4 separate regions of the Homo sapiens genome follow, and regions 2, 3 and 4 are each linked to region 1. A link is a loop called in an ENCODE intact Hi-C map of the cell type or tissue named here. Cell type or tissue: OCI-LY7. All regions are shown on one strand.

Region 1 (5,000 bases):
AAAGGCTAAATATCCTTTTGCAAGTTGGTGGAAGATCTAGGACCAATCTTAATCGCGTTAGAGTTCCAATTCACAAGCATCCTTCAATAAGGGATCCCAATTCACAAGCATCCCTCAATAAGGTCAGTAGAGTTAGAGGGATTGAACCCCATATTCCCTCCTCCCTGAGGGAAGAAGAAGAGCCTGGAACAGTCATGTGCTGCGTAACAAAGTTTTAGTGAATGCATGGACCGCATATACAAAAGTGGTCCCATAAGATTATAATACTCTATTTTTCCTGTACCTTTTTTATGTTTAGATACACATATACTTACCATTGTGTTACAATTGCCTACAGTATCCAATACAGTAACATACTGTCAGGTTTGTAGCCTAGGAGCAACAGGCTGTATCAAACAGCCTAGGTGTTGTCAAATTATACCCCCAGTTAACAGACAAAATGGATTCTCTGTGGCTCAAAAGTAAAAACAGACCCAAGGGGCCATGGAAGGGTGAGGGAGCAGTCAAGCTCTTCGTGTCCTTAGAGAATGCTGCAAAACCTGTTTTTCTGCAACCAAGTCAAAGAAGAGTTCCTGGAAACAACGGCAGCTGGGAATTCCCCAGTTGACCACCACAAGACCACCTCCTGCCAACAGACAACCTGGAACCAGCCAATTAAGAGAGACTGGTGATTTGGGGCTTTAAGGCCATCTAATCGACACTCTGTTTCTGACTCCCCTGATTACCCTCCCCTGTCCTGCAGTTTTTGCCTTTATAATCTCTAACTTTCCACCCTGCTTAGAGCCCACTTCTGTTTTACACCTGAAGCTGCATTTCCCCAATCTGCAGATTGTTTTTTACAGAAAATAAAACTCTCCCCTTTTCCTCCACAGATGTTATGGACATTTTTTTTTTTTTTTTTTTTGAGATGGAGTCTCACTCTGTCACCCAGGCTGAAGCACAGTGGCACGATCTCAGCTCACTGCTGCCTCCACCTCCCAGCTTCAAGTGATTCTCCTGCCTCAGCCTCCTGAGTTGCTGGGATTACAGGCACGCATCACTACGCCTGGCTAATTTTTGTATTATTAGTAGAGATAGGGTTTCACCATGTTGACCAGGCTGGTCTCAAACTCCTGACCTCAGGTGATCCACCCACCTCGGCCTCCCAAAGTGCTGGGATTACTGGCGTGAGCCACCATGCCTGGCCTCATGGTCTTTTGTTAACAGTGTGTAGCTGGCTATGGGTTCACACAATGACAAAATCACCTAACAGCACATTTCTCGGATCATATCCCCTTCTTTTAGCAATGCATGTCTGTAGTTAAGAGCTCTGCAGCTGGGGTCAGGCCACCTTGGTGTGCGTTTGAATCTTGGCTCTAAGTCTCATCAACTCTGTGACTTTAGGCCAGTTAGTTAGCCTCAATTTCATCACCTGTATAACACGGCTAATAAGAATATCTACCCCCATAGACTATTATGTGATATACAGGTAAAACTCTGCCTCAACTGAGTATGTGCTCTGTAAATGCTGATTTCTGTTGTTGTTCCCTGAGTGTCCTGATTGGTTTACCATGAATCAAGCAGTACTACAGTCCCAAGGCCACAGTCTCTAGGGCTGTTGTTGATGCTGAGCCTATGTGGCTTTATCATCATTGTCCCTGCTGATCTTGCTGGTGATTCTGCTTTGCCTTTGGCACCGTGTTGCTGCTGCAGTGACCACTGCTGAGGGATCCTGTCCCTTTCTTTGCTCATTTGTTGCACTTCCTGCTTCCTGCAGCTGCCCCTTTGTGCAGGAGACCTGATGGCTATCCATGTTTACCTACAACATTCTCCCTTGTCAGTGCTCTTTTCGTTCCTCTGATATCACACAGGGAGGAGAGAATGGAAGTTTCCCAGATTCAGGACATTCGCTGTATTTGACTCCTATACTAACTCAATTTGTGTTTTCTGTGCTTTGCAAAAGCAGTGTTTCAGCAGGAGGAACCACTAGGTGGCAGGGGTGCTGCATTCCCCAGCTCATGACCTTCTTCCAGTAATCTCAGTTATAAGGATACAGTTCCTTTCCAAACGAATGAGCTGCTTTTAAATCAACTTACTTATCAACATGAAATTCAAGGAGAAGAATAAATTTCATATACATTCTCTTGAAAATTTACTGTGATGGCACTAAGTCCACCAACAAGCTCTCACAGGGGTTATGTTACTAAAGCGGTTTTATAGCCCTTGGCTTGAAAGGGCACGGGAAAAGTAAATAAGCCTCTGCTTGCTTAGAGCACAGCCAAAGCTGATTGTATTTCCCTCTAGTTGTTAACACCTGACAGGACAAAGGTCCTTCGGGTTAAAGGTTCATGGACTCCTAGGCTATTATTTCATTAATAAGATTATATTAATAGATACATCTCTTATCTCTCAATGAGGTCCCAAAAGGTTTTCTTGGGGGAGATGGAATTTCAGTAGTGTACTGAATGAAAAGCAGGTGTAGGGGCATCCTTCTTTCAATTACATCCCCACAGGAATCCAACTGGCCAAGTGGGATCTTCTTTTAACAAAATAGATTGGGGAGTACAAGGAAGGGAGGAGAGGTAAAGGCCAGGAGTGCCAATGAAACCCTTGTCTCACAGTGCGGGGGATCAAGAGATGCTGTGCATAACTGACAGAACAAGAAGATGTTTAATACTAATATATCCCTTACACTTAAAAGGTAAATTTAATGTAGAGGAACAAACTACATTGGGTTGTAGCTATAATGGCAGAAGAAGGAAGGGGGCGACAGGATGGTGGTAATGTTAATAGGCTAAACTTCAAGTACCATAACAAAGTCCGCAGATAATAGCAAAAATTGAAAAAGCAAGAAATGGCACTACAAACGTGTCTTTTAGAGCCATGAAGGTAATCACCATAGAAACGAAAAGCAGAAGTGGCTAACAGTCCTTGCCTCTCTCTGCAGGAGAGGAAGAAGGTGGGCAAGGGAGTGGCTGTGCTATCTGACTTTCTACCCAGGACCTTGTTTTACTTTAAGAATAGGCAAGGAGGCCGGGCGCGGTGGCTCATGCCTGTAATCCCAGCACTTTGGGAGGCCGAGGCGGGTGGATCACGAGGTTAGGAGATCGAAACCATCCTGGCTAACACGGTGAAACCCGGTCTCTACTAAAAAACACAAAAAAAATTAGCCGGACATGGTGGCAGGCGCCTGTACTCCCAGCTACTGAGGAGGCTGAGGCAGAAGAATGGTGTGAACCCGGGAGGCGGAGCTTGCAGTGAGCCGAGATTGCGCCACTGCACTCCAGCCGGGGTGACAGAGCGAGACTCCATCTCAAAAAAAAAAAAAAAAAAAAGAATAGGCAAGGATAGGAAGACATTAAGGTAAAAAAGATATCCAGGTTTGTGGGAACAAGCACCACTGAGCTCCTCCTCATTTGTGTCACTATATCTGATATGAATCATCACACTTAATCATATGCTTGTTTACTCTTTAGTTTAATATAACCACTACTTCCAGTTAGAAAGAAATGAGTGGCTTCAATTTCTACATGTAATGTTACCTGTCTCAAACTGGCATTTTCTAGCAAGATCCATTTTAGTCAATATTTTCCAAGGAGGTCATCTGGTTCTTTCTGATATAAACGAACATACCATTTTTCTTTGTAATAAACCAGAACCATAAAGAGCATATGTGCCCACTTGTACTTACTTTGTGACAGTTTAGCCTCGTTCTTGGCCATGCATCTGTCAGCAGGACATGGTTACTCTAAACCAGCAAATCTGCTAAGTCTGACCCTCAAACTTCCTCTCCTTTCTTTTCAAACCCAAATCTAAAACACCAGCAATGACAGCCCATCCTTCAAAACACCCCAGAATTTGACAGTTCTCACCACACCCACCCCTAATATCCTAGTTTGAGATATCATCATCTCTCACTTGGACCAATGAAATCACCTAGTAACTGCTTCCATTCCTGCTCCCTAACATTGTCCAGGCAGCAGCCAGAGTGATTGTCTGTTTGTTCGTTTGTTTTGGTCAGGCACGGTGATAATTTGTGAGACACTGACTTCTACGATGTATCCATCCCATCTCTCTTCCACCTCTATCCTGCTCACTCCTCTGCAGCCTCACTGGCCACCTGGCTATTCCTAGGCCCTGCTGAATATGCTGAGGCCTTCTGCCTGGGATGCTCCCCTCCTGGCTATCTAAATAGCTTGCTCTGTTGTTTCATTCAGGGTCTACTTTGTCACCTTATCAAAGAGGCTTTACCTGACCACCTGACATACAATAGACATATTCCTCCACCTCTCCAGCACCGTCCACCAACCACCTTGCTTAATTTTTCTCCCTAATGCTTATTACCACAGAAATGTGATGTATATATTTTCTGTATTATCTGTTTCTTCCATTAGAACACAAGTAATTTATAAAGTAAAGACATTTATTTCTCACATTTCTGGAGGCTGGAAAGTCCAATGTCAAGGTGCTGGCATCTGGTGAGGGCCTTCTTGCTATGTCACCCCACGGCAGAAGGCAGAAGGGAAAGAGAACACACATGAGAGGGAGAAGGGAGCAAAACTCATCCTTTTATCTGGAATCCACTCCTGCAATAATTAACCTACTTCCATGATAACAGCATTAATTCATTCATCTAGGTAGAGCCCTCATGATCTAATCACAGCTTAAAGATCCCACTTCTCAACACTGTTCCAATGGGGCTTAAGTTTCAAACACATGAACTTTGGTGGCACACATTCAAACCACAGTAACATACTACCGGTGAACAACATGGGATAGAGAGATATTTCCTGAACCGTGAGACCTGTTTATGGGACTTTTTTTTCTTTTTTTTTTTTTTTTTTTGAGACAGGATCTCACTGTCACCCAGGCTGGAATACCATGGCACGATCTTGGCTCACTGCAACCTCCACCTCCCAGGCTCAAGCAATCCTCCCACCTCACCCTCCTAAGTAGCTGGGACCACAGGTATGCACTATCATGGCCAGCTAATTTTTTTTTTTTTTTTTTTTTTTTTTTTT
Region 2 (5,000 bases), 70 kb after region 1:
TTTTCTGAGGTCACTAATTATGTTGTAGGCTAGAACTCAAGTCTCCTAACTCCTAATATAGTGCCTTTTTTTTCTTTTCTTTTTTTATTTTTTTAGGAGATGGGTCTCACTATGTTGCCCAGGCTGGTCTTAAACTCCTGGGCTCAAGCAATCCTCCTGCCTCAGCCTCCCAAAGTGCTAGGATTACAGGTGCAAGCCACCGCACCTGGCCTCTAAGAGTGCTTTTTCCTAGCATACTTTTCTTCTCCTAAGGTAAAAGGCTGTTTGTCATGGTACAGCTACGGTGATTTTACTTGAGATATTTGACTTTGAGATGGAGATGAAGATAAGTATATAATGCAGCTGCCACATTCATTCTCATACAAGGTAAAGTCATTCAAAAGATAAATCGAAGAACTATAGATGTATTTAAGAAGAAATTCAGCCTATATGTAACAACAAAATTTTGAATAATCAAGTTCAGAAATTGGATTTTTAAAAACTTATTAGCTACTTTAACCCTTTTGAAATATTCCCAAAAAGTGTTTTCTCTTCCTGAGTTAAATTTATTCATTTATTGACCTATTAAAGATTTTTTTAGTGCTTCAGAGCTATTCTGTATATCTGTTCATTTTCGTTATTTAGTAGTATATAGAAGTAATAGATTGGGCTGAATAGATTTATTTCAGGATATATCTTAGATATTTGTGTTTTTTCATGAATCCCAGTTTAAGGGTTATTGCTTTCAAAAGGAAGAAATTTGGTTAGTCATGACTTTTGGCTAGTTGAAGTTTAGAGAAGTGCTTTATACAGGATCTTTTATTTAGTGAGAAAAAAATAACTTTTTATAATTTTATAATACTGTGTGAAAAACCTGATACCAAAACTTCTGAAAAAGAAACCAGGCCTAGGAGATGAGGATTCTAGGGAAGATTATTAAATTGAGGATATTTTTAAGTTAGATTCTAAATTAGTAAATCGTGGCTAATAAGATGAAAATAATCTGATCCTTTAGTAAGATCTGAAGTAATATTGTTGCCCTGCAAAAAAGTGGTTGTTATCAGCATACCTTATATGTCAGCCTAAGCAAGATTAGATTTTCTCTTTTCTCTGATAGATGCCAATATTTAACATTGACTTTTATCTACTTTCAAAAATATCTATGAAATATACTTTCTGTCTCTGAATTAGAGTGTATGTATATTTGTGTTTACTTGAAATGTTATAGCTGGATGATAGATTTCAGAGCAGTTTTTATGCTTAGGGAAGCCACTGCCTCCCAAAAAGGTTTTCTTATGAGAATGAGGAAAATAAGTATAAATTTTCATATTTATGTTATTACTATTGATGTGCTTGGATAATTGTATTTATAAAAGTAAAAAATGTTCAGTATTTTATCTGAAATTTAATAATGGATATTGTACAGCCTAAGGAATTAAAAGAAAAAGGACCCTTTGAGAAAATGGCTTGTTCTTATGTATCTTAATATATACTGTGTTCACTTTATGTTTTGTCAGACACTGAAATTGAGGAAGAGAGATTTTGGCGTTCTGTTGGTTTATGGAGAGAGTTGATCAGAGATTGCTCCTTGGCTGAGTTGCTGTCTGCATAGGCTGTTAACAATTGTTTCTCTGGCAGCAGATCTTGTTCATCAGGATTGCATCATTTCTGGGAGAATGGCCAAGGTCCACAGCCTCAATACAAAGACTGTCTGAAGCATATGAGGCCTGTTCTCTTTCTGAAGCGGCACTCCTCTTCCTGCCAGTCCTCTTCACAGGATTACTGAAGCAGACTTGTTCTGAATTTCTTTCGTTGGATTGGTTGTTTATTGGACTTTTGTCTGCCAGCTGCTTCCGCCTCACCTGTCTGATGCAATTTCTTCTTCTGAAATCTGTTGGAATTGTTCATAAAACACTTTTTGTTTGTCTTCTCTGTGAGTGACCAGGGAGATCATACAGGTCTTGTGCTTTCAGCAAGTCATATAGAGAAGAGACTGTCAGAATGATGATACAGAGACTGTTGGCCATTTCTGAAACCAATTAAAAAGATGGGGTAATTAAGAAACATTTCTGGCATGTTCTATTTAACATCCTTTTCCCTAGAAACTGTATGTAAATGGCACCTCCTAAAGAGAGTACTCGGTACTACTGGAAGATACAGGCTGTGTCTGTTTCTGAATCCAAGAACTTACTAGTGTTCCTGTGGATTCTGATGGATTGTTCTGGAAATAGTTAAATTAATAATAAATTGAAACTGTGATGCATTCATTTACCCCCTACTGTACACTCACATCTATTTCGCTGTTTTCCTCCTTTCCTTTTTTTCTTTCTTATTTGCTATTGCTTCTTCCTTGATTTACTTTATTTCTTCCTTCCTTTTACTGTTACTTTGATACTTTTATTTCTCTAATTCTGGGTGTACTATTTTAAATCGTTTCTAAAAAATAGTTTATTTTCCAGTTTTTTAAAATTAGAAATCATAAAACATCAACATAAATGAAATGCATGCGTTCTAATGCTTGGTAACTGGAATCCTATGAATAGCTCTTTTCATGTTTATGATATGTTAATCTTTAAGGTGTTAATAACTCTGGCTAGCGTTAAATTTGACTTTTAGGAAAAAACACCAGAGACTTAAAGGATACTGATCATTTTCCCTTCCTTTTTGGAAGGTAGAAAATTAATTTAAGCGCCATTTTTTAAGCATGTTTCCATTTGACCGCAAATAGAACTGACTCCTTTTTATCACTCTTTTTTATAGTAGGACAAGAAACTAGATGGTGTGGAATGAAGGGAAAGAAAGGAGTAATAAATATGGACTTGTAATTTAATGGGTGATGATGGCCCCTTGTCTGGCTGGACAGTTGTCGGACATCGGGTTAAAGAAAGAACTCTGAATTTGAGAAGTGTTCAGTGAAGAAGGGAAGCACCTTTTAGGAGAGAGAAAAAGAAGGGATCCCTTGGAAAATGAGATAATTCTAATTTGAAGGAAGAGGAAAAATTAGCCAGTGACATAAGTATTTACCATTTAAGTCAAATAATTTCCTTCTCTACCATCTCGTTTCTGGCTTTATGGAAAAATAAAAAATTAAAGGGCAAAAAATTCAGTGCCGGATGGACGTAGGGTGGTAAACGAGATAGTATAGATGTAGGATGATAAACAAGACAGTATACAGAAACATAATATAGCTGTAGAATTCCATTCTGTGTGTTCATCAATGTTATTTCTTTCTGTACTAATTTTTGTCTCAACTTTTTCTAGGTCTTCAGAACTACTAGCAGATAATTTGGGGGGACTTCATATTCAGAAGTCTATATAAAGGTGACTGACCCAAGTAAATCCTTTTAATTTCTGTTTTATTTTTTGCATTTTAATGACTGCTGGAATCATGTTGTAGTAAATTGTGATTATAATTTACTTAGCAGATATTTCTGGAACTTCTCTACGTGTCAGTTATTGTTTTGGCCATTGAAACTACAGCAGTGGATAAAAATCCCTGTTCTCATAGAGTTTATATTCTGGTAGGAAAAAACAAACAAATTATAATAAGAAAATACTGCATTTAGATGATCTGTTAAATGTTCCTCGGTTAACATTTTAATAGCTACATTTTACAGAGTTACTTAGGGAAGGAACTATTCTTAGGGTAATATTTGAGAAATTTGGGATTATTAACAGAATTTGAATTAAGAAGCCTCATCATTATTAAAGCATTAGTTAGAATGAGATGGTCAAGCTAACCTATTATGGTTGCTTTCATCAGAAGAATGAAACAGTCATGTTAAACTAGACACAAGGAAAATGGAATAATTTTTATGAAATAGAAATTTATAGTTACCGACAATGTTTCTTTTTTTTTTTTTTTTTTTTTTTGAGACAGAGTATCATTCTTGTTGTCCATGTTGAAGTGCAATGGTACAGTCTTGACTCACTGCAACCTCCGGCTCCCGGGTTCAAGCGATTCTCTTGCCTCAGCCTCCCAAGTAGCTGGGATTACAGGCGTCCGCCATCGTGCCCGGCTAATTTTTTTGTATTTTTAGTAGAGACAGGGTTTCACCGTGTTAGCCAGGCTGGTCTTAAACTCCTGACCTCAGGTGATCCGCCCACCTCAGCCTCCCAAAGTGTTGGAATTACAAGCGTGAGCCACTGCACCGGGCTGACTTAATGTTTCTTAAGGATTCATCAACTATCCAAAATAGCTGGGTTGGTGTTTCATTAGTGAATGTAGCAATCATTTATTCACTCATTAAGATGTTATCTGAAGTAACTTTTCCATCTTTTCCTTTTAGTATATCTTTTAAAAATTGCTCTAGGAAAAATATCAACTATCATCTTGGGTTTATAACTTGTCTTTTATCTAGAAACTGTACTTTTTTTTTTTTTTTTTTTGGAGAAAGAGTTTCACTTTTGCTCAGGCTGGAGTGCAGTGGCCCTGTCTCAGCTCACTGCAGTCTCTGCTTCCCAGATTCAAACGATTCTCGTGCCTCAGCCTCCCAAGTAGCTGGGATCACAGGCATATGCCAACATGCCCAGCTAATTTTTGTATTTTTAGTAGAGATAGGGTTTCACCGTGAAACCATGCATTTTTTAAATGGGTGTACAGTCGTAATGGCTACAACAAAGGGTTTTTAATGATATTAAGTACGGTTTTTGGTTTAAGTCTTTTACTGAAAATATAAAACAATTCAGATTCCCTTTGCTGATCAGGGGAGGTACGGTGATAATCAGACTTTCATATGATTATCTGGTCAGACAGCTTTGGGGCTTTTCTTTTAATCTGAATTATACAGTAAGACTAATAGAAAGAGTAGTGACCAACAGCCCCCAGTATTTAACTGTCTTTTGGGTTTACTTGATGAGTGTTCTTGTTTTATCATTTACAGATTTTACTTCAATTTCCCAAAGGCTTAGAAGATGTACTGCCAAGGTCTCTGTTTGGATATACTGTTAGGGAAAGGAAACATACATGTGTAAGACTGGCCTAAAGGCAAAAAAGTTCATCAGTCCCTTTTTTTTTTTTT
Region 3 (5,000 bases), 150 kb after region 1:
GGCAGCCAGCGTGGGTGATAGAAAGTGTTTCTTTATTTGAATGTCATTCCACCTGCACTGAAGCTTAAACCCAGCAGCAGCAGAAGGGGTCAGGACCAAAATAAATGTTACCAAATTAGACAATGAACAGCGAGGACACACTCAGACAAAACTTACTAATGGGGTATAGACAACACCAAGCTATCCTAACAGCACACAGCACAGGCCCTCGGAGGCCTGCCCATCAGAGCTCTGCGGAAGGCTCCCTTGTTCCCTGTTCAGGAAACTCCAGTCCCACCCAAAGGTTAGCCGTGGGCCAGGCAGGGGCCTGCAGAAGTTTCTGGTGCTGGGAACATCCCAGCTTCTCCAAAGACAGGGTTTCCCTTTCTCTTTCTCAGTTCACACTGGAAGCTGGAGAAAGGTTATTCCCCGTGTGCCCAAGCAGGATGCTCAAAAGGCCAGGGACTCTCCCCACAGCCTTATCTAAAAGTTCTCATCATCTTGGCTATCAGGCCTGAAAAGGATCTTGATTCTTTGGTCCTCACCCCCTCAGGAAAGTTTTCCTTCATGGGTACCGGTCCCCAAAGACGAAAGTTTTCATAGCCCCGGTTCCCAGAAGGACTCAACTGACCAGACTGTGGGCCAGGGACTGAACCACCCCTAGGCTGTGGCTGCCGTGGCCTCTCCTGAGTCCCCAGATCAGGCAGAGAAAAGCGGGCAATGGCAGACCCCTGATCACAGTTAGGGGGGTCACAGTTAGGGGGGGACTTCTCTTGGGACCTGAAGCCGGAAGGCTCTAGGTTGGAGCCCAACAAGGCCCTCCTGGGGTCAGAAACAGGCACTGATCTCCTCTGCTTACCTCCTCCTGAAGGCTAAAGCCAGATCGCCCGACGAGAGCAGAGGCAAACCACAAAGCCCCCTTCCCATGATGTCTTTATTGCCCCAGGAGGGCCATCAGGGCCTCACCTGGGGCCCCCACTGGAGCACCTGCCACCTGCCCCATCCACACCTCTGCAGAACCCAGGGCCCCAGTCTATGGTTTGGTCCCCACTCTGACTTCTACCCCTTGCCTGTGTCACCCTGGGGTTCCCGCAGACTTCAGCCCACACAACTCTGCCTTCCTGACTCCAAACTCCCTGGTGCATCTCCCCCTGGCTCTGCCAAGATGGCAGCTGGCCAGGTGCGGTGGAATGGGAATGTTGCCAGGCTACCCCACCAGGGAACTAGCCTCCCTCCTCTCCACCCGGCGCTGACCCACTCCTAAGTCAGCTGGACCCACTACGTCCTCTGAAGTGGCTTCCTTCACTCCAGTTCTTCCCAAAAGGATGCGGCCTTGGCTGCCTGTGCCCCGGGCCTCCAGCCTCTGAAAGGTCAGTTCTATCCCCCGCACCAGGGCACAGGTTTGGTGGGTGTCCTTGGGGAACAAGGTGTGGCAAGGACACCTGGTGGCAGGCGTCCTTGGGGGAACAAGCTCTCCCCTCACCCAGTGCCCAGATAGCAACCCCCTCCCCACTGCCCCGCATCCTGGCTCCTTCATCCTCCTCTCCTTCCTCTGCATCCCATTCTTGCCCCCAACCCACATCTCCATTTACCTCTTCCCCGCTCCCGAGTCCTTTTTCCGCCTTTTCATCCATTTCCCCTCCCCCACCCCAAGCTCTCGGGCAGCCTCTCAGCTGGTCTCTCATCTCTCTCCACCTCTGCCCCGTCTCTCTCGATCTCTCCTCCTCGCGCTGTTTCTCTGTGCCTGTGCGTCCCCCTCGCTCCTTCTCCAATCATCTCTCATCTCCCTGTCTCTGCACCCCTCTTCTCCTCACCCCAGTGTCTTCTCCCATTCCCAGTCGCTTGCTGCGCCCCTCCCCTCACTCTCTCCTAACTCTGCTCTCCCCCTCCAACGCTGGGCTTGGTTTGCATCTTTGAGGAACTCCCTCCTACCCCAACTCCCTCCCACGGGGCTCCCGCATCCTCCCGCATTTAACTCGGACCCTCTGTCCCGCAGCGCCCCTACCCCAGGCCGACTGGACTGTCCGGGAAGGCGCCGGCGGGGAAGGGGAGCCCAGCGCTGGGACCAGAGCACTGCGGGGAGGCTTTGCCCGGGAGGAGTAAGTGGAGGAGTGAAGTCGGGACTTGGTAAGTTCCAGGTGGCAGGAACCCACTAGGTCCCAACATCTGATTCCGGCTAGGGTCCAGAGTGGGGAGACAGGCAGGGGACTTCTAGGGTCTTTCTTGGAAACCCTAACTCTCAGGTCCAAGTCCTGTGGAAATGAACACAAGGTTGGCAAACACATGGCGCTCAAGCGACCCTCTCCCCTCCGCCGAGGCCCGAGGCGGCTTCCCCTGGCATCCTGCAGGGCACCGCCCCTTCCCTGCAGGTCCAGGCCGCCAGGAGGGGGCGCTGGACGAAGCCGGTCTGCACCAGCAACTAGTGCTGAGGGAGCTGTCCAGGCCCCAGGGCAGGGAGGCTCCCCGGGAGAGATGGCTCTGCCGCCAGACCCACAGGGGAATGACGGGTGTTCAAAAAATACCAGGAGTCTCCCTCACCTGCTCCCTGCCAAGGGGAAGGGAGACGCCCCCACAGTGGGTGGAGGGGGGAGAAACTTCTCACCTGTCCCCCAACACACACACACACACACACGCTCACACGCGCACACACACGCACACACATTTCACCCACATACACATACACTCATGCCTCGGCTCCAAGCACTGCCCATAGGTGCAGACCCTGGGCATATCGCAAGGCGAGAGGTGGGCCAGGAGGAGGAAGAGGCTGGGACAGGGTAACAAGGCTTAGGAAGGGGGACAGGGGTACCCTGTTCAGAGATGACCTGCAAGTTCAAGTTATGCAGAAAAGTATCAAAGAGACAAGACAGTCTCTGCCCTTGGTAGACGCCTGGGGTATGGAGGGCATGAAAAGGGGCAGAAGGGGTAATGCATCCCCCAACTCCCCACCTCTGGGGTCCCCTCCACACCCCCAACCCTGACAACAGGGCCAAGAAGTCTGTGCTGTACAAAACAGGCCAGGGTCAAGGGTCCAGTCATTGGTGAGACATCCCAGCAGAGAGGAGGCCTGGGCAAAAGAGGCCAAGGTCAAGGGCTCAGTCATCAGTGAGATGTTCCAGCAGAGAGGAAGAGGAGGCCAGGCCAGCCCGGGCTGAGCAGCTTCTAAGCTCCAACTGCCGAGGCCACGTACCCCCTCCCGCTACCTCCAGAGCCTGAAAGTCTTTTCTGACTCTGGGCTGATCAGGGCCCCGGTCTGCAGCTGACAGCAGGGCCCTGTGCATCCCTCGGTGCAGCTCTCCCTCAGGGTGAGCTGGGAGCAGGCCGGAATGGAGCAGAGGAGGTCCCAGGGGAGACTGGTGGCACCTGGAGCTTTGTGGCAGATGTGGTGGAACCAACATCAGCCAAAAAAGAAAAAAAAAAAAAGTAGGAAAGAGTCCAGCCCACCCTGGAGCAGTATCTAGAATAAATTTCTTGAAGAGGCAGGGACCAGAAGAGGTGCGGATACAGCCAGGCGGCAGCCCTCCAGACTGAGGGGGCCTGGGGAGCTGGAACTACAGCTCCGCTCTCCCTGGGGATCTGCAGGGACCTCCAGGCCAGTCTAGAGAGGAGAGGAGAAGCCCAAGGGCCTACGCAGATGCAGGCTCCCTTAGGTCAAATTGAGGGAGGAGCAAGAATTAGACCCTCCCAAGGTTTGGAGGGCCTCTCCTCTCCCCCAGGCCACATCCAGGCTTTCCTCTCCTCAAAGCCTGGAGCTTGCAGGGTAGTCGGTGAGAAGTAAGTCTGAGATCAGGGTCTTCCCTCAGAGCTTGAATGGAGTGACGAGAGGGCAGAAGGCAGGACAAGCTGAGGTCAGGCCAATTACTGGGCTGTGATCCTGGCCTTTCAGGGTCCCTGTGAGTGAGCCACGGGGCAGGGAAGGACTCCCCATCCAGAGACATCACCCCCGGGCCGCAACACGGAGCTTACTGTAGAGCCCACAAAATCTAAGAGAGAGAGAGAGAGAGAGAAGGAGAGAGAATTAGAGAAAGTCAGAGGCTGCCTGGGCATTCAGGCTTTCCTTGCACATTCCCCAGGGCACAAGTGGGCAGAGGGGCCGGGCGCGGTGGCTGACGCCTGTAATCCCAGCACTTTGGGAGGCTGAGGCGGGTGGATCACTTGAGGTCAGGAGTTCAAGACCAGCCTGATCAACATGGCACAACCCTGTCTTTACCAAAAATACAAAAAATTAGCCGGGCATGGTGGTGCATGCCTGTAATTCCAGCTACTTGGGAGGCTGAGGCAGGAGAATCGCTTGAACCCAGGAGGCAGAGATTGCAGTGAGCCAAAATTGCACCACTGCACTCCAGCCTAGGCAAAAAGTGTGAAACTCCATCTCAAAAAAAAAAAAAAGGTCAGAGGGGCAGAGGGGCAGACTGCACAAGCGCTGAAATCCTAGCCTCACCTGACCAGCAGGATGGCCTTGAGCAAGCCATTTAACCTCTCTGAGCCCCGATTTTCTCATCTGCAAAATAAGGATCATAGCCTACCTCACAGGGTAATTCCGAAGGGTCAAAAAGAGACAAATAATGACAGCCAAGGACTTGGCAGTGTTTGGTCATAGAATATGCTGGAAATGGAAGCAATTTATTTATCTATTTTTTCTTTGGTTCCAGAGGTCTTCTTTAAATATATATATATATTTCTTTCTTTTTAATAGAAACTGGGTTTTGTTACATCGCCCAGACTGGTCTTGAACGTGTGGGCTCAAGCGATCCTCCTGCCTCAGCCTGTAGCTGGGACCACAGGTGCGCGCCATGGCTTTTGGCTCGGAGGTCTTTGGGTTAAAACTGAAGTGGGAGGCTCACTCATCTTGAACTCCCAGTGAGGGACGGAGACTCCCTGGACACTGAAGGGAGGAAAACTGGGGCTCCTTTACATTGATTTTTAACACTGAGTTGTTAGGGGGCTTTGGGAAGGGAGGAGAAGGACACCGAGGGGGCCCACTTCACATCAGTCACATCCCCACACCCCTTCTTGAGAAA
Region 4 (5,000 bases), 130 kb after region 1:
GAAGTGATTGGAGTCAGGATATGTTTTGCAAGTACACAGCAGAACTTGCCAATGGATTGAATTGGCAGTATTCTAACATTTGTTTGACAAATGTTTACTGAGTAACTAAGGTAGACTGCAGTTTGCAAAGCACATAAGGGATTCAAAGATGAAGATGCTATTTATTAGTTGAAGGAGTTTAGAAATGGAAGGCTGGGCGTGGTGGCTCATGCCTGTAATCCCAGCACTTTGGGGGGCCAAGGCAGGCGGATCACAAGATCAGGAGTTTGAGACCAGCCTGAACAACATGGTGAAACCCTGTCTCTACTAAAAATACAAAAATTAGCCGGGCGTGGTGGTGCGTGCCTGTAATCCCAGCTCCTTGGGAGGCTGGGGCAGGAGAATCGCTTGAACCCAGGAGGCAGAGGTTGCAGTGAGCCGAGATCGTGCCACTACACTCCAGCCTGGGCGACAGAGCGAGACTCCGTCTCAAAAGAAAATAGAAAGTGGAAACATAACAAAACCACTTGTTTTATTAGAAGATCCCTCCAAAATGCCCTAGGAATACCTAGGTAACCTACCACCAACCACAACCTGATTCTACCTGGGTTAGGAAGAGAATAGTGTGCATGATCTTTAGAAAGTGTTTCCATATACAGTGTCTTATTTTGACTCATAATTCTGTGAAGAAAGCAAGCCAAATGCCAGAAGTTAAAGATGAGAAATTGAGACCTAGTACAGTGTTTCAGCTATAGCACTGGGCTTCTGATAATGAATAAAACTAACTGATTTCTGCCATAATTGGAAGGTTCTGTTCCATGACCATTGGCTGAACACCTACTGTGTGCTAGGCTATATCTGAGGTGCTGAGAATATCAAGGTAAGACAGTCAACTGCCCATTCAGAGTTAACCTATTTGCTATTCTTTTCAAGTACTTACTGTGTTGCTAGGGACTTTGCTTTTGATATGGTGTAAATCAGAGGTGTCCAATCTTCTTGGCTTCCCGGGGCCACACTGGAAGAATTATTCAACATGTAAAATACACTAACAATAGCTAATGAGCTTAAAAATATATATATATTTTAAGAAAGTTATGATTGTGTTAGGCCGCATTCAAAGCCATCCTGGGCCACGTGCAGCCCGTGGTCTGTGGGTTGGACAAGCTTGGTGTAAATAGAAGCTAGACAATATTAATTAAAGAGGCCAGTGCAACAGTGGCACCTTCTATGTCACTTTACACTTTCCTGGACTCCACTTAAGTCATCAGCTACCTCATTTACATGTAACAATGTGCAAGGTAGGTATAAGTTCAGAAGATACAACTTATTCAAGATTTCTCTCTTTTAAGTGGCAGACCCAAACCAACAGTTTTGGAAATTTTGCAGTTAACCCAGAAAACAAATAGAAACAGCTAGAGATGCTGTGACACTATGACCAGAAATCACTTACCTAGCTGAAAAAGTATATGGTACCCTTTACTGTCTTAAAAACAGCAGTCTGGCCCTTTTGCCCCCCAGGTGTCAGTTTGACAGTGTAGGGTTCTCTGTTTAGCAGAGGTTACCATGAAGAAAAAAAAAAAATGCAGTTGTCCAAACGAAGCAGGCCCTTTGCTTTTAAACTGCACTGATGACAACCCGCATAATCTGCTGTGAGGCTCAGAGAAAGGAGTTGACCGAGGGTTCGTTCTGTTTTTATTTTAAGAGACAGGGTCTCACTCTGTCACCCGGGCTGGAACGCAGTGGCATAATCGTAGCTCACTGCAGCCTTAACCCTCCAGGGCTCAAGCAATTCTCCTGCACCACCACGCCCAGCTAATTATTTTTTTGTAAAGACAGGGTCTTGCCATATTGCCCAGGCTGGGCTCAAACGATCCTCCTGCCTCAGCCTCTAAAGTGCTGGGATTACAGGCATGAGCCGCCACACCTGGCCTGCCAGGGGTTCTTAAAATGGTCAGTTCTAAAGATAGATGATGGAAACAGTTTGGAGGAGAGCATAGTCATTGAAGGAGATGGTGCTCTTGTAACTTTTACCTGCTCCTGCATTAAAAAATTAACTGGCAGGGATTCTGAAATCATGGTTTTACTATTTCTCAAATTACCCGTTAAAGCACCACAAAGCAGCCATGATAGGAAACCTGGAAACCTTGGACAACTTGACAGCAAAACTAGGTATCCCCAGAAACCCCCAAACAAAAAACGGGTAGAGATAAACCACTAATAGCCACAAGACCAGCATGGTATCACCATCTGTTCTAGTGGAAGCAATGGCACATCTGATGGATCTCAGAACTTCAAAATAACAAGTACTCACTTGAGGCCGGGAGTGGTGGCTCACGCCTGTAATCCCAGCACTTTGGGAGGCCAAGGCGGGCGGATCACGAGGTCAGGAGATCAAGACCATCCTGGCTAACACGGTGAAACCCCATCTCTACTAAAAATACAAAAAATTAGCCGGGCGTGGTGGCAGGAGGCTGAGGCAGGAGAATGGCGTGAACCCGGGAGGCGGAGCTTGCAGTGAGCCAAGATTGCGCCACTGCACTCCAGCCTGGGTGACAGAGCGAGACTCTGTCTCAAAAAAAAAAAAAAAACTCACTTGAAAGCTCACCAAGCCAATTTGAGAACAGCAGCTGAAACTAGGTGGCGTTTGCAGTGAGTACAAAGGATGCTTGATTAGGCCTGAAAGGGCTGGAGTGGTCTGGACCTAAGAAACTTAATTCAAAGCCCTTACAGGACAATGCCCCACACCAAAATTCCTTGTTAGAATCCAAACTGAACAGGACATGCAAAATGAAGGAAGGGGGTGTGGAGGGATTAAATTTATTAGATTAAATGAAGTATTTTGAAAAATAAAATTATGATTATCCCATAAAATTCAGAATGTACTATCCTTACAGAAATAATATAAAGATATTAAATAACTTGTTCTTTAACTCCTGAGAGAAACAATTGTTCATAAAGTTGCAAGCATATTCTGTGTTGAATTGTTGAATTTAAATAGCTATGGTTCACACAGTCCATATTTCAATATTTCACATACACACCAAAAATGAGAATACAACCATGAAATGAAAAACTATCATAAGTCATGCCTGTTTTTTAAAAGTGCAAAATCACTAATTTCATATAAAAATGGATAACAGAAAAACGCAAGTCTTAAAAAGCTACAAGTAAAAATGAGCAGAATAACATCTATAGAGACAATCAAAGTATGCCAAAGACATGCAGGTAAAACATTAAAAAGTAACAAATGGCAGGGCATGGTGGCTCACACCTATAATCCCAGCACTTTGAGAGGCCAAGGTAGTTGGATCACTTGAGGTCAGTAGTTTGAGACCAGCTTGGCCAACATGGTGAAACCCCATCTCTACTAAAAATACAAAAATTAGCCCGGCATGGAATTAGCCAGGCATGGTGGTGCACGTCTATAATCGCAGCTATTCGGGAGGCTGGGGCATGAGAATCGTTTGAACCTGGGAGGTAGAGGTTGCAGTGAGCTGAGATCACACCACTGCACTCCAGCCTGGGCAACAGAGTGAGACCCATCTCAAAAAAAAAAATTCTTTATTTTCAAAAGTAACAAATATCTCAGGAAACCAGAAGTAGAGAGGAACTTACTCAATTAGAACATTTACAAAAACCTAGATGCTTTTCTTGATAAGGTCAGGAACAAGGCAAGGATGTCCCCTCTTATCACTCCTTTTTAATATTGTACTGGAAGTCCTAACCAATGCAATAGGACAAGAAAGGGAACTAAAAGGGGTATATATTGAGAAGGAAGAAATAAAACTTCATATTCACAGATGACATGATTGTTGATGTAGAAAATCCAAAAGAACCCTAAATAGCCCTCCAAGACCTCTGGAACTAATTAAGCAATTATAGCAAGACTATAGGATACAAGATTGTTGTGCAGAAGTTAATCACATTTCTGTATATTAGCAATGAAAAATGGAATTTGAAATTTAAAACAAAGCCAGGCATGGTAGTGCACACCTGTAGTCCCAGCTACTTGGAAGGCTGAGGTGGGAGGATCACTTGAGCCCAGGAGTTCAAGGCTGCAGTAAGCCATGATCGTACCACTGCACTCCAGCCTGGATGACAGAGCAACACTCTGATACTAAAAAATAAACACAAGACCATTTAAATTAGTGCCCAAAGGCCAGGCGCAGTGGCTCACGCCTATAATCCCAGCACTTCAAGAGGCTGAGGCAGGCAGAGCACCTGAGGTCAGGAGTTCGAGACCAGCCTGGCCAACATGGTGAAACTCCGTCTCTACTAAAAATACAAAAATTAGCCGGGCGTGGTGGAGGACGCCTGTAATCCCAACTACTCAGGAGGCCGAAGCAGGAGAATCACTTGAACCCAGCAGACAGAGATTGCAGTGAGCTGAGATCACGCCACTACACTCCAGCCTGGGCAACAGAGCGAGACTCCGTCTCAAAAATAAATAAATAAATGCATAAATAAATAAATAAATAAATAAATAAATAAAATTAAAATAAATTAGTACCCTAAAATGAAATACTTAGGTGTAATTCCAACAAGATACGTATAAGACCTGCATGACGAAAACTATAAAACTAATGAAAAAAATCAAAGATCTAAATAAATAGAGGTGTTCATGAATAGGAAGACTAGTATTGTGAAGATATCAGTTCTTCTAAACATGATCTATAAATTCAATGCAATCCCAACCCAAATACCAGCTAGTTATTTTGTAGATATCAACAAGCTGATTCTAAAGGGGGTTTGTCTGTTTTGTTTTGTTTTTTAAGGCAGGGTCTTGTGCTGTTATGTAGGCTGGAGTGCAGTGGCATGATCTTAGCTCATTGCAATCCCTACCTCCCAGGTTGAAGTGATTCTCCTGCCTCAGCCTTCTGAGTAGCTGGGATTACAGGTGTGCACCCCTATGCCCGGCTAATTTTTGTAGTTTTAGTAGAGATGGTCTCACCACATTGGCCAGGCTGGTCTCGAACTCCTGACCTCAAGTGATCTGCCTGCCTCAGCCTCCCAAATTGCTG

Evidence for each region. Peaks named below come from ENCODE experiments on the same cell type or tissue, not always from the same donor. Only the 100,000 strongest peaks of a DNase experiment are listed, where the experiment ranks them.
Region 2: it touches region 1 in a loop (2.2-fold over the local background); 66 of 110 quality-filtered maps call a loop at or near these places.
Region 3: it touches region 1 in a loop (6-fold over the local background); 17 of 110 quality-filtered maps call a loop at or near these places.
Region 4: a loop joins it to region 1, with 2.9 times the contacts of the local background. A loop is called at or near these places in 5 of 110 quality-filtered maps.

Annotation. Positions count from the first base shown.
Region 1 is chr3:9,351,388-9,356,387 of GRCh38, forward strand. It overlaps a transcript of SRGAP3 not described here. Among named protein-coding and RNA genes, the nearest start is that of THUMPD3, 9.2 kb to the right of the region's middle. In OCI-LY7, CTCF peaks have their summits at 1,965 (motif pointing right) and 2,188; DNase peaks (open chromatin) are centred at 1,964 and 2,914; H3K4me3 peaks cover 771 bases; H3K27ac peaks cover 740 bases.
Region 2 is chr3:9,421,227-9,426,226 of GRCh38, forward strand. SETD5 (SET domain containing 5) reads left to right here. Exons shown (of 23, transcript NM_001080517.3): 2 at 3,241-3,300. Among named protein-coding and RNA genes, the nearest start is that of SETD5, 26 kb to the left of the region's middle. In OCI-LY7, a CTCF peak has its summit at 2,112; no DNase peak of the experiment used is centred here; H3K27ac peaks cover 1,332 bases.
Region 3 is chr3:9,498,350-9,503,349 of GRCh38, forward strand. It overlaps LHFPL4 (LHFPL tetraspan subfamily member 4), which reads right to left. Exons shown (of 4, transcript NM_198560.3): 4 at 12-3,962. The coding sequence ends at 3,862. Among named protein-coding and RNA genes, the nearest start is that of LHFPL4, 53 kb to the right of the region's middle. RefSeq lists an enhancer at 2,977-3,702 and a silencer at 4,896-5,000. In OCI-LY7, CTCF peaks have their summits at 2,366 (motif pointing right) and 2,565; a DNase peak (open chromatin) is centred at 2,362.
Region 4 is chr3:9,479,642-9,484,641 of GRCh38, forward strand. No RefSeq gene overlaps it. Among named protein-coding and RNA genes, the nearest start is that of LHFPL4, 72 kb to the right of the region's middle. RefSeq lists a silencer at 3,590-3,790. In OCI-LY7, no CTCF peak of the experiment used is centred here; no DNase peak of the experiment used is centred here.